Linked DNA regions of Mus musculus: region 1 is linked to region 2. A link is a contact called in ENCODE Hi-C or POLR2A ChIA-PET data. All regions are on one chromosome and are shown on one strand. The core of a region is the stretch at or near the end of the contact, and the rest is flanking DNA. Distances in the headings are between cores, read along the strand shown. Region 1 has its middle 7.9 kb from the start of Gm24008. Region 2 holds the start of D830050J10Rik (RIKEN cDNA D830050J10 gene).

Region 1 (5,328 bases), core at 2,631-5,130, 41 kb after region 2:
CATCTCCTGAGTGCAGGTGAATATCACCATCACCACAGTTTTTATTCAGAGCTTCCTGACCGCAAGCTACAAACTGGGCTACAACCTCAGCCCACACAGAGACTCTGTAGATGTTGCACTAAGGAACTGTCCTCAAGTGGGTCTGGGAATAGCGGTATCAATGCTACTTGGGAATGTGTTAAGAATATAAATTGTACAAATTTTAAAAATATTTTTGTGTTTAGTTATGTGCATGTACACGCTCATGAACGCATTGCTCTGTGTGGAGGAAACTAGTGTCAAGTTTTGTCCTTGGAGATGGAGGTCCCTGACTGAGCCTGGAGTGCATTGATTCCTGTAGACTAGGTAGCCAGTGAGCTATCCTCCTGTTTCTGCAGCCTCAGGGCTGGGGTCACAGATAGCAACACCACAGCCATACCTGAAGGCTCAAGACAGGCCTTGGCATTTGCCTAGCAAGCACATTACTGACTGGGCCATCTCCTTACTGCCCTTAATTTGTCTTTGCTTCTTTTGAGAGAGGGCCTCACTATTTAGCCCAGACTGGATGGCATGCACAGTGTAGCTCAGGCCATCTCAGCCCTCTGATGTGGTTGGATACTAGATATAAGCCACCACTCCCAGTTTAAGACTTACTTTTAGGGCAGGAAAGTTGTTCTCTGACCACTGAGCTGTGTGTGGCAAGTGTATACACACACACACACACACACACACACACACACACACAAATCAGAAATGCACTCATAAATAAGCAGATAAATAAATGGTTTATATATGTTTTATTTTAATAAGGTGATTGTGATTGGGTCCAAAGTCAAAGACCACAAGCCCGAGGGTGCTTCTAGAGCGCTTCCCTATCAAAGAAAATATGGATAATTTTAATGTTTTTTGTTTTGTTTTTTGTGCCTGTAATCCCAGCACTCAGTGGTTGAGGCAGATAGGTTGTCAAAAGGTACACATGACAATATTGGTGCCAGTTTTATTTATGATGTCCTCTGACCTGAAGCAGAGGTGGGGGTGAGGGTGTGGGGGGTAGGGGAGAGTTGGCAGTAAAGGAAGCAGCTCCGGGCTAGTCTGGGCAATACAGCAAGGTTGTCTCGAAACTAAGCTGTTGGGTGCGGTGCTTAGTGGTAAAAGGTGTTTACTGCTGAAGACCTGAGTGAGATCCCAGGACCTACTCTGTGGAAGAAGAGAACTGACTCCTTCAAACATATCCTTCAACATATGGACCCCAAGTGAAAATACATGTAAAAAGCCACTTTGCCAGGCCCACTCTCCTGACTCTACCCCTTCGGTACACTGCACCAGTTTGCCCCAGCACAACCAGCTAGAAGCTGGTTCTTTAAAAGATTTTTTAAAAAAATTATAGTATAGAATAGAGTTTATTCAGGGCATGGGGAGGAGGGTTGAGAGATGAGAGGAGAGAGAGAGAGAGAGAGAGAGAGAGAGAGAGAGAGAGAGAGGCCAGTTATGAGCATGGGGGGGGCAAGGAGACAGAGCAAGAGCAGATTTTTAATTTTTTTTAAAGATTTTTTATGTATATGAATTTTTTACCTGTGCCGCGTAAATTCTTGGTGCTCACAGAGGTCAGAAGCGAATGTCAGATCCCCTGGAGCTAGAGAGGTGGGGAGGGTCATGAGCTGCCTGCCACATGGTGCTGGGAATTAAACCCAGAGCTTCATGAATGCTAGGCAAGCGCTTTGTCCACAAACCACATCCCCAGGCCCCAGGATAACGTAAAAAGACGGATTTTTATGTATGTATCTCTGCGCGTGCCACATGTATGCAGGTGCCCACAGAGGCCCTGTTGGAACTCCCTGAGCTGGAGTTAGAGGAACTCATGAGCGGGCCCAACGTGGCTTCTGGGAACTGAATTCTGGTTCCACAAGATCAGTATGGACTCTCTCTCTCTCTCTCTTTTTTTAATTCTCTTATTTACTCACTTTACATATTGATCTTGAGCCCCACCCCTCCTCCCAGTCCCACCCTTCCAAATCCCTTCCCCCACTAGCCCATCTCCTTCTCAGAAAAGGGGAAACCCCCATTGGGTACCACCCCACCCTGGGATATCCTGTCCCAGTAGGCCCTAAGCACATGGTGTGCCACTGAGACCCAACCAGGCAGTCCATTAGCAGGAAGGACATCCAGTGGTAGGCAACAGCCAGAGACAGCCTCCTCTCTGATTGTTAGGGGACCCGCATGAAGACCTCGGTGCATTTCTGCTACAAATGTGTATGGGTCCTGGTTCAGCACTTGCATGCTGTTTGGTTGATAGTTTAGTCTGTGAGCCCCCATGGGTCCAAGGTAGTTGACTCTGGAGTCCCACATCTCTGTCTCTCTGTCTCTGTCTCTCAGTCTCTCTCTCTCTCTCTGACTCCCTCTCTGCTTCAGGTCAGGGGACATCATAAAGAAAACTGGCATCAATATTGTCATGTGTACCTTTTGCCACATTTCCAATTATGTCTGAAGCACAGTTGCTGGATCACAGAAGGACGTCTGGAGATAGGATCGCCTGCAAGTCCAACGGACTTCAAACTTGATTTGATGCTAAGGGTAGCCTTGAACTTCTGCGTCTTGTCTACACCTACCAAGTGCTGGGATTACAGGTACACATCACCACACTGTCTAGGAGAGCCATTCTATGGCTCCTGCTAGTGGCAGCCAGACTGCTTTCTCAGAGTGAGGCCCCAACACAATTGTAAGTTCCTCCCTAACAGCAAGCTCTTATTTAAAGTGGTTTTCTTCACTTGCTAGAGAAATTACTCCCTCCCCAAAGTTTTAACATTAATTTATCTGGTTATTAGAGACAATAAACAGCTTCATACCTTTAAAAAAATAAGCTTTTAAAATAAGAATAAAAATGATGATAGGTTGGGCATACCTTTAATCCCAGCACTCAGGAGACAGAGCAGGCAGGTCTTTGTGAATTCAAGGCCAGCCTGGTCTATACAGTGTGTCCCAAGCCAGTCAGAGCTACAAAGTAAGACGCTGTCTCAAAATATAAAATAAATTAAAATATGGTTTTAAATATTTCTTTTATACATTGGATTGGGGAAGACATTTGCATGTCATCCTGTTTAGTCTCCATGCATCTCCGGTGTTATTTTTTTCCTCTTTCTCTTACAGACTTATTTTGTTGTTAATTACATGTAGATCAGCATGTAGGGAAATGGAGACATGCATGTAGTGGTGATGTGTTTATTAAAAGATAAAGAGGGGGGATATGTTTTATGGCTGTGTGGTGAGGTGTGGGGGAAGGAGCCATCGCAGGGCCCATGCTGAGGCATCCCTTCCTCCTGAGGGACCAGCTATAGCACCATAGTATAGAAAAGAGTTTATTCAGGATATGGGGAAGGGAGTTAGGGTAGTAGAGGTGGAGAAAGGCAGAGAGAGAGGGGAGGGGAGGGGAGAGGAGGAGAGGAGGGGAGTAGAGACTGGCCATGAGGAGGACTGAGCAGGAGCAGGAAGGCAAGAGCAAGAGAGAGCAAGAGAGAAAGGAGGGGGCAAGCAGCCCCCTTTATAGAGTGTCAGACATACCTGGCAATCCAGGTAACTGTGGGGCAGAGCTTAGACAGAATGCTAACAGTGGGCATCCAAAAGATCCCCTCAGAGGCCAGAAATGTGCTTTGGCTCTCTGTAGCTGGCGTTGCAGGCTGCTCTGAACTGTACGGTGTGTGTGCTGAGTACCCTGTGCAGGAGTTTAACTGTGATCCATTTCTCAATTTCTTTCTCCATTTGTTAGCCAGATTTCTGCTTCTTTGACAGTTCTGTAGAGAACCAAATTAAAAAGAGGAAAGCTTCGTTCTGGCTCATGGCTTCAGACATTTGGGTTTGTGGTGAGGACAAACATGGAAGCTGGAGCCAAAGGAGGCCGGTTGCCGAGTGAGTGCAAGAGAGGCAGGAGAGGGCTGGAGCTGGGCGGCAGAGTCCACGGAATCCAAACTTTCCTTCCAGGGTCAGGGGCCCTTGGGAGATCACGGAGGTAAACAAGAGGTCACCTTCTGGGAAAGCAGAAACTTGCGAGAATCTGGAAGGTCTTTCTCCAGCTTTCCAGAAGGAATAAACAGCTGTTGGAACAGACTCTGAGCAGCCCAGCTGCAGAGAGGAGATATCTTGGATCTGTCAGCTGCCTGCATGGTGTACAGAGCGCTTCAGGGTTGCTGCTTTTGTGAGTCGTCACTCTGTTTGGGGCTTTTTGGTGATGCAGCTGTTTTTGAGCCACACCTGGTACTGTAAATAACCCCTCACCCACACTCCTGTTAGCAGACCAATAAAATCTCACTAGTTTAACCAAGTTGGACCTTGGTGTGGATGTTTCTTGGTTCTGTCATGGGGTTGGTTCCCTTTCTGAGAGAACAGATGTGTGTGTGTGTGTGTGTGTGTGTGTGTGTGTGTGTGTGTGTGTGTGTGTGTTTGTCTCCCCAGGAAGTCTATCACACACAAAGACTGGTTCCCTTTCTGAGAGAACAGATGTGTGTGTGTGTGTGTGTGTGTGTGTGTGTTGTGTCTCCCCAGTAAGTCTATCACACACAAAGACTGGTCCAACCAGTCCCTTTGAGGACGTGCACCCAATGATCTCACAGCTATTCAGGTAAGCCCCGCCTCTTAAAGGTCTCAGCACCTCCTGCTAGTGCCACAGGGCCAGCCAAGATCCGGGCAGCAACGCCCCGCACATTCTACCACGGAGCCCCAGCCCAGCCGCTTCACAGTGGATTCTTCCTGTGTTATTACTATTCCACAGGATTTGCCTAATACTTATTTACCCAATACTTATCTGTTAAAATAACAAACCTAAGAATGGTCATTGCAACCCAAATCTTTCTGTTTTTACAACCTGAAGTCTCAGCATGCTCCAGGCAAACTCCCTCCTTCCCATGCCTTAATTGCCTCTTCATTTGAGGGAAACACCAGGGGGTTTGGAGTCCTACGGAAAAGATCAGGGAAGAAAGGCGATCCAGGGCTCAGCACCCCAGCCCTGCCGATCTGACCTCGTGTTCAGGAGTACTCCACTTTCCCACAAAAGGTCAAGGACGCTCAAGACTCAACAGAAGGCTCCAGGTGCCAGGAGCGAGCCTTGCCCCAAGCAGGTGCAGAGCTGAAATCCATCGACTGAATCTTAGAAACTTCCTGCTCAATGTTTTTCTCTGTTGCTAGGAAACCTGGTTTCCTTAGCTGGTCACCGGTTAGCACCCCCTCTTGTGTCCAGAAGAGCAAAGTTCATGGTTTCAAACTTACTCCCTCCACTTCCCTCCACTTCCCTCCTCTCTCTCTCTCTCTCTCTCTCTCTCTCTCTCTCTCTCTCTCTCTCTCTCTCTCTCTCCCTTTTCTCCC
Region 2 (5,163 bases), core at 11-2,510:
TCCTGATGTCTTCACTTCCAAATAGCCACTTCAGCATAAGCCTTAATCGAAGGAGCTATTTTAGAAGAAGAATGTTCACAGGGCTGCAGACGTCTTAACAAAGCTGCAACCTGGGGACTCTGTCCAAAGAAAAGAGTCTACTACATAAATAGGGTTAATTAAAAATACTTTCATGCTACACTTCTTCAGGTGCTTTCTATAATCTGCCAATTTCTGTCTGTTTGGGGAATGTGTTAACCTTAGAAATAGCTGCAAGAGTATCTCCAAATAGGAACCAGTGATCAAGCAAGCACAAAACATTTTCTATCAATTACCAAAACTGGTTAGCAAGACTTAACAAGGTAAATTTTGTTCACTACCATAGCGGGAGGGGAGCAAAGCAGTAACCAGCAAGAACTAAACATTCACAACATGAAGTTAATTAATAAATGAACTAGTTCATTACTATCCATCACACAGACCCTTCACAAGCGATCAATTTTTCCTTTTGAACCCTGACGTCTGTCTTCCTGCACCCCACATTTACTAGCTGCTCCCCCAAATCATCCCAACTCCCGCAGGCTATGCCTCTGAGCCTTGGTGCCAGCTGTTCCCTCCGCCGACAATGTCCTCCCCTCTGCCTCACCTGGCGGAACAGTCCTTCAAACTCCGCGCAGAAGCAAGCAAGGAACCTCAGGGCTTCTCGACTCTGCACCTAACTGTTCTAAATCCCAAGAACACTTGGGAAAACAAGCCTTATCACCTCCGGTTGTTTTCACGCCCCAGGAGCTGAGTCTCCAACGACCCCACAGGACGCATTGCAGGCATTCAGACGTGCCCTGAATTCATTCCCCACTTCTATACACAGACCTGGCCCATTCCCCAGGACCCAGTTACGTCTCAACCGGGAAAGAAGAGATTCGACTGTCCCTCCTAACAAAGAATGAAAACCAGAGGCACACCCTGGGCCCTGGAGAGAGAACAATGAATGAACACGGTCACCTCGTTTGTGTCCCAACTCTGCATCCATGCACCGGCTCTGCAAAAGCCTGGGAGGTTGTCGCTTCACACAAAAGGCAGCCTGGCTCCCGATCGCGAGCATCCCGGGCCACCCATTTGGAAGCCCCAGGCGAGGTCGCAAGCCTTTGAGGCGGGACCCTGACCGGTTTCTCTCGCTGCCTTCCCCGATTCCTCTTGTCTTCCCTAAAAGGGTGTCACTTAAGCGAAGCAGCCCGAGAGGAGGTGCAAGGCCGGGCTCCCCCCACTTCTGCAGCCCGAGAGAAAAAAGAACGAGCCCATCCCAGTGACAACACAGTCACTGGGCAGCTCTGGGAGGATTTTTTTTCCCCCATTGCCAAAATATGAGGAATGCTCGCTGGGCACCGGAGTGGCGCTGGCACGTTTCCGAGAAACACTGGGAAATCTGAGCAGGGGTGTGGAAACTGGCTCGCCGGCCATGACACCCGGCCCGCGCCCGGCCCGCCACCAGGATGACAGCGGCCTGGCCGACCCTGCGCCCCACGGTCGCACCGTCAGCCCTGTGGCCTACCTGAGGGAGCCGGGCAGTGCCGGGTCCCGTCGTGCAGCGGCAGCGGTGGTTGAGAGAACGCGTTGGTTGCGGTCACATTCGGCGTGTCCCCAGCCCGGGGGACGGGGCCCCGGGGAGGCCCCGCATCGCTGCACTAGCGCCCCGCGCCTCAGGGCACGCGCCCCAAAGCTCGGCCAGCTGGCCCGTCCGAGGGCCTGCGGAGAACAACAGAGAAGCCTTCCCGCCTCAAGTCCGCTCGGCTCTAACTCCCGCCATCCAAGATGGCGGCACCAGCACCCGCGAAGAAGACGCTCTCAGGCTATCCCGGGCGAGCTAGCCCTGCGCTCGACACTCGTCTCCACGACCTGCGGCGCCGCCGGGCTCACTGCCTCTGCGCGAGCTCCTGGGCTCGGCAGTCCGCTTAAAACTCGGCTCGGGGATCTATCGCTCGAGCCTGGAATGTGGCCCCGCCTCCGGGGGCGTGGCCTCGCGGTCCTGCGGCCGCCATTTCGGGGTTGACTCCGTGGTAGCAGAGTGACTGTTTCTGGTTGGAGGCCAGTGGTATTGGGCTGCAGCCGCGGTCCGGCCACCCGCGAGGCCCTCAGCGGGCCAGACGCGCCTGGTGACACACGGCACAGGGCTCCAGCTCTGGTGCTTCCTCTCCGAAGTTGACATCCGTGGAGAATGGCGGCCTAGGGGTTTTGTGGGAAAGCCCTCATGCTATGTGAAACCTCAGGTTCCTCATTTGTAGATGGAGTGTTCGCTGTAGTACACCAAGTTGACCAAAAACTAAAAGTATGGTGTTGCACACCTGTAATGCCAGCGCTTGGAAAGTGAGGGCAAGAGGGTCGGGAGTTCACGGTCATATGAGCTGCATGAGACCCTGTCTCAAAAAAGAAAAAAAAATTAAAATTGATGCGACAATATGGCCCACCGTAAACTGAAGCCTGTTGTGCGTCTTCGTACAGCCCCCGTGGAATAGACACCTGGAGGGCAATGTGTATTGTCAATTGTGCTTTTTTTTTTTTTTCCCCTCTTTGAAATAGGTTCTCAATTTTATTTATTTATTGTGGTTTTTCGAGACAGGGTTTCTTTGTCTAACAGCCCTGTCTGTCCTGGAACTCACTTTGTAAACCAGGCTGGCCTCGAGCTCAAAGAGATCGCTCTGCCTCTGCCTCTTGAGTGCTGGGATTAAAAGCATGTGCCAGATTCCCTCTTAATTTGAGGCTGGCCTCAGACTCTGGTTCTCCTACCTCTGTGTAAGTATTTTCCAAGTAGCCATTTGGGGACCCGCAAGGTGACTCAGAGAGTAAAAAGTGTGCAGAGTAAAACCTGATGGAAGAGAGAACAGGCTCCTGAAAGTTATCCTCTGACCTCCATTCGAACCCGGTGCTACGTGCGCAACCTGCAACCGCATTTACAAATACACAGACAAGTTTTTTTTTGTTTTTTTTAAGTAACCATTTATAAGTAAACATCTTTTGGCATTTAGTGCGTTCACAGTATTGTGTAACCACAACTTTGGTTCCAAAACATTTCCATTACTCTGAAATAAAATTACCCACTAAGCAGTTTAGTTTCTCACTAGCTCCCACCCAGAGCAACCACCAATACTCATTTTGCTACTACAGACCTGACTTCTAGATTATCTTGTGTGCGTGGATACTTATAAAGTATGGGGCCCTTTATGATTTAAGTCTTTTCACTTAGCCTGTTTCCGAGTTCATCTGTAACACATGTGTGCTAATACTTCACTCCTCTTTAGAGCTAAACTATTTCATCAGAAGTTTACACCAGATTTTCTGTCTAGGATAACCATGGAAATTTAGGTTCTTTCCATCTTTTGGCTTTTGTATTGGTTACTTTTCTGGTTTCTGTGACAAGATAATGGACAAATGCAGGGTTAAAAAAAAGGGGGGGGGAGGTAGGCCCAAAGGGGAATGGCTAACCACTGGGTAGTGGTTAGGGCACCAGCTGCTCTTGCAGAGGACTTAGGTTCAATTCTCAACACCCACATGGTAGTCACAACCACTCATAACTCCAGGTGCAGAGGATCAAATGCCCTTTCCTGATCTCTGTGTACCAGACACATAGTACACAGATACACATAAATAGATTAAATCATAATAATAAAAGAAAGGAAGGGCTTCTTATTTTGGCTGACAGTTGAAGGACGCAGTCCATCATGGTGGGAAAGCCATGATGGCAGGAGATGGAGGCTGATGGTTGTGTCTCCCCATGGTCAGGACAGAGACTCAGGTCTTAGCTCACTGCTCCTTTGTGTTCCCTTTTCCTGTCTGAGACCCTCTGCCTATGGATTAGTGTCACTTTTAGAATGGGTCTTCTGATAACAACCCAATCTAGACGCTCCCTCAAAGACACACCCAGAAGTGTGTCTCCTAGGCGATGCTGCAGCAGTGGTTCTCAACCTTCCAAAGGCTGTGACCATTTAAAACAGTTCATGTTGTGGTGACCCCGATCATAAAATTAGTTTTGTGGCTATCTCATAACTGTAATTTGGCTACTGTTATGAATGGTTGTGTAAATATCTGTGTTTTTTTAATGATCTTAGATTGCCCATGTGAAAGAAAAGGGGATTGAGACCCACAGGTAGAGAGCCCCTGAAGCTTGTGAAATTGGCAGTCAGTATTCGCCATTACAGTGAGTGGTGGGACTAGAGTGAGTGTTATATGTACTTGCCTTGCTCGTGTTCCTTTTTTGGTTTGGTTTGGACTTGATTTTTGAGACAAGCTCTCACTCTGTAGTCCTGACAGGCCTGAAAGTCACTATGAAAACCAAGCCAGCCTGAAACTCAAGAGATGTGTCAGCCCCTCCTTCTGGAGTGCTGGAATTGAAGGTGGGCTCCTGGCTAAGTGCTCATTCCGTTCAAGGTTTACTTTTAGCTGTGTGTATATGGTAAGAGGGGTGGCATGTGCATATCAATGCAGGTGTCTATGGATCTAGAAGAGGACGTTGAATCCCTTGGAGCCAGATTTACAGGTGATGTGAGCTGTGTCCGTGGGTGCTAGGGATAGAACTCACTTCCTCCACAAGAGAAGCACGTGCCCTTAGCCACTGAACCATCTCTCTAGATCCCCGTTTTTCATTTTCTGGAGTATATATCTAAGAGTGGAATTTGGGGAAACATTTTATATCCTGCCGGATTGCATGTCTCCCACCTTGGAGACCTAGTTTGTTGATAGGCAATGTTAGGGTTAATTAGGTAAAGCTTGCAAGCAGAGCTGGGCAGTTTGGGGGCAGGGGCTGATAAATAGTCTGAAAAATGAATAGGTGGTGTTGGATCAGGAAGGGAAAAATGGAGATGTTTCAGAAGAAGCAGGGGAGAGGGAAGGCTAAAGCCAGCTGTGACGGTATTAGAGCATTCTCCAGTTCAGAAGTGGCAATGTTGGGGGTGGGTGGGTATGGGGGACTTTTGGTATAGCATTGGAAATGTAAATGAGCTAAATACCTAATAAAAAATGGAAAAAAAGAGTACATATTGATGTACACATATCAAAAAAAAAAAAAGAAAAGAAAAGAAGTGGCAATGTTGAGGGTTTTAGATGTGAAACTTGATAAGTATACCTTGCTCTTTATTTTAGCTCAGTAAAATTTCTTTTAGAAGACACTGCAAGCTTTAAGCCTTAGAAGTATTT

The links. A loop is a pair of places that touch in the nucleus more often than their neighbours do. ChIA-PET counts read pairs that join two places held with the same protein, here RNA polymerase II (POLR2A).
Region 1: a loop to region 2 is called in a map of heart, with 6 times the contacts of the local background. The contact joins the enhancer-like site here to the promoter of D830050J10Rik in region 2. A Hi-C loop is called at or near these places in 3 of 37 maps with a recorded cell type or tissue (gastrocnemius and heart). POLR2A ChIA-PET finds 5 or more read pairs at or near these places in 4 of 5 experiments (Patski and embryonic stem cell).

Annotation. Positions count from the first base shown.
Region 1 is chr6:115,713,276-115,718,603 of GRCm38, forward strand. No RefSeq gene overlaps it. Among named protein-coding and RNA genes, the nearest start is that of Gm24008, 7.9 kb to the right of the region's middle. Within about 2 kb of position 3,881, at least 1 of the 3 ENCODE cell types and tissues checked has a DNase peak (open chromatin) inside an H3K27ac peak, as active enhancers do; it is heart, where a contact is called at or near this core.
Region 2 is chr6:115,674,708-115,679,870 of GRCm38, forward strand. It overlaps D830050J10Rik (RIKEN cDNA D830050J10 gene), which reads left to right and starts at 1,261. Exons shown (of 1, transcript NR_152134.1): 1 at 1,261-3,660. It overlaps Raf1 (v-raf-leukemia viral oncogene 1), which reads right to left and starts at 1,928. Exons shown (of 17, transcript NM_029780.4): 1 at 1,529-1,928.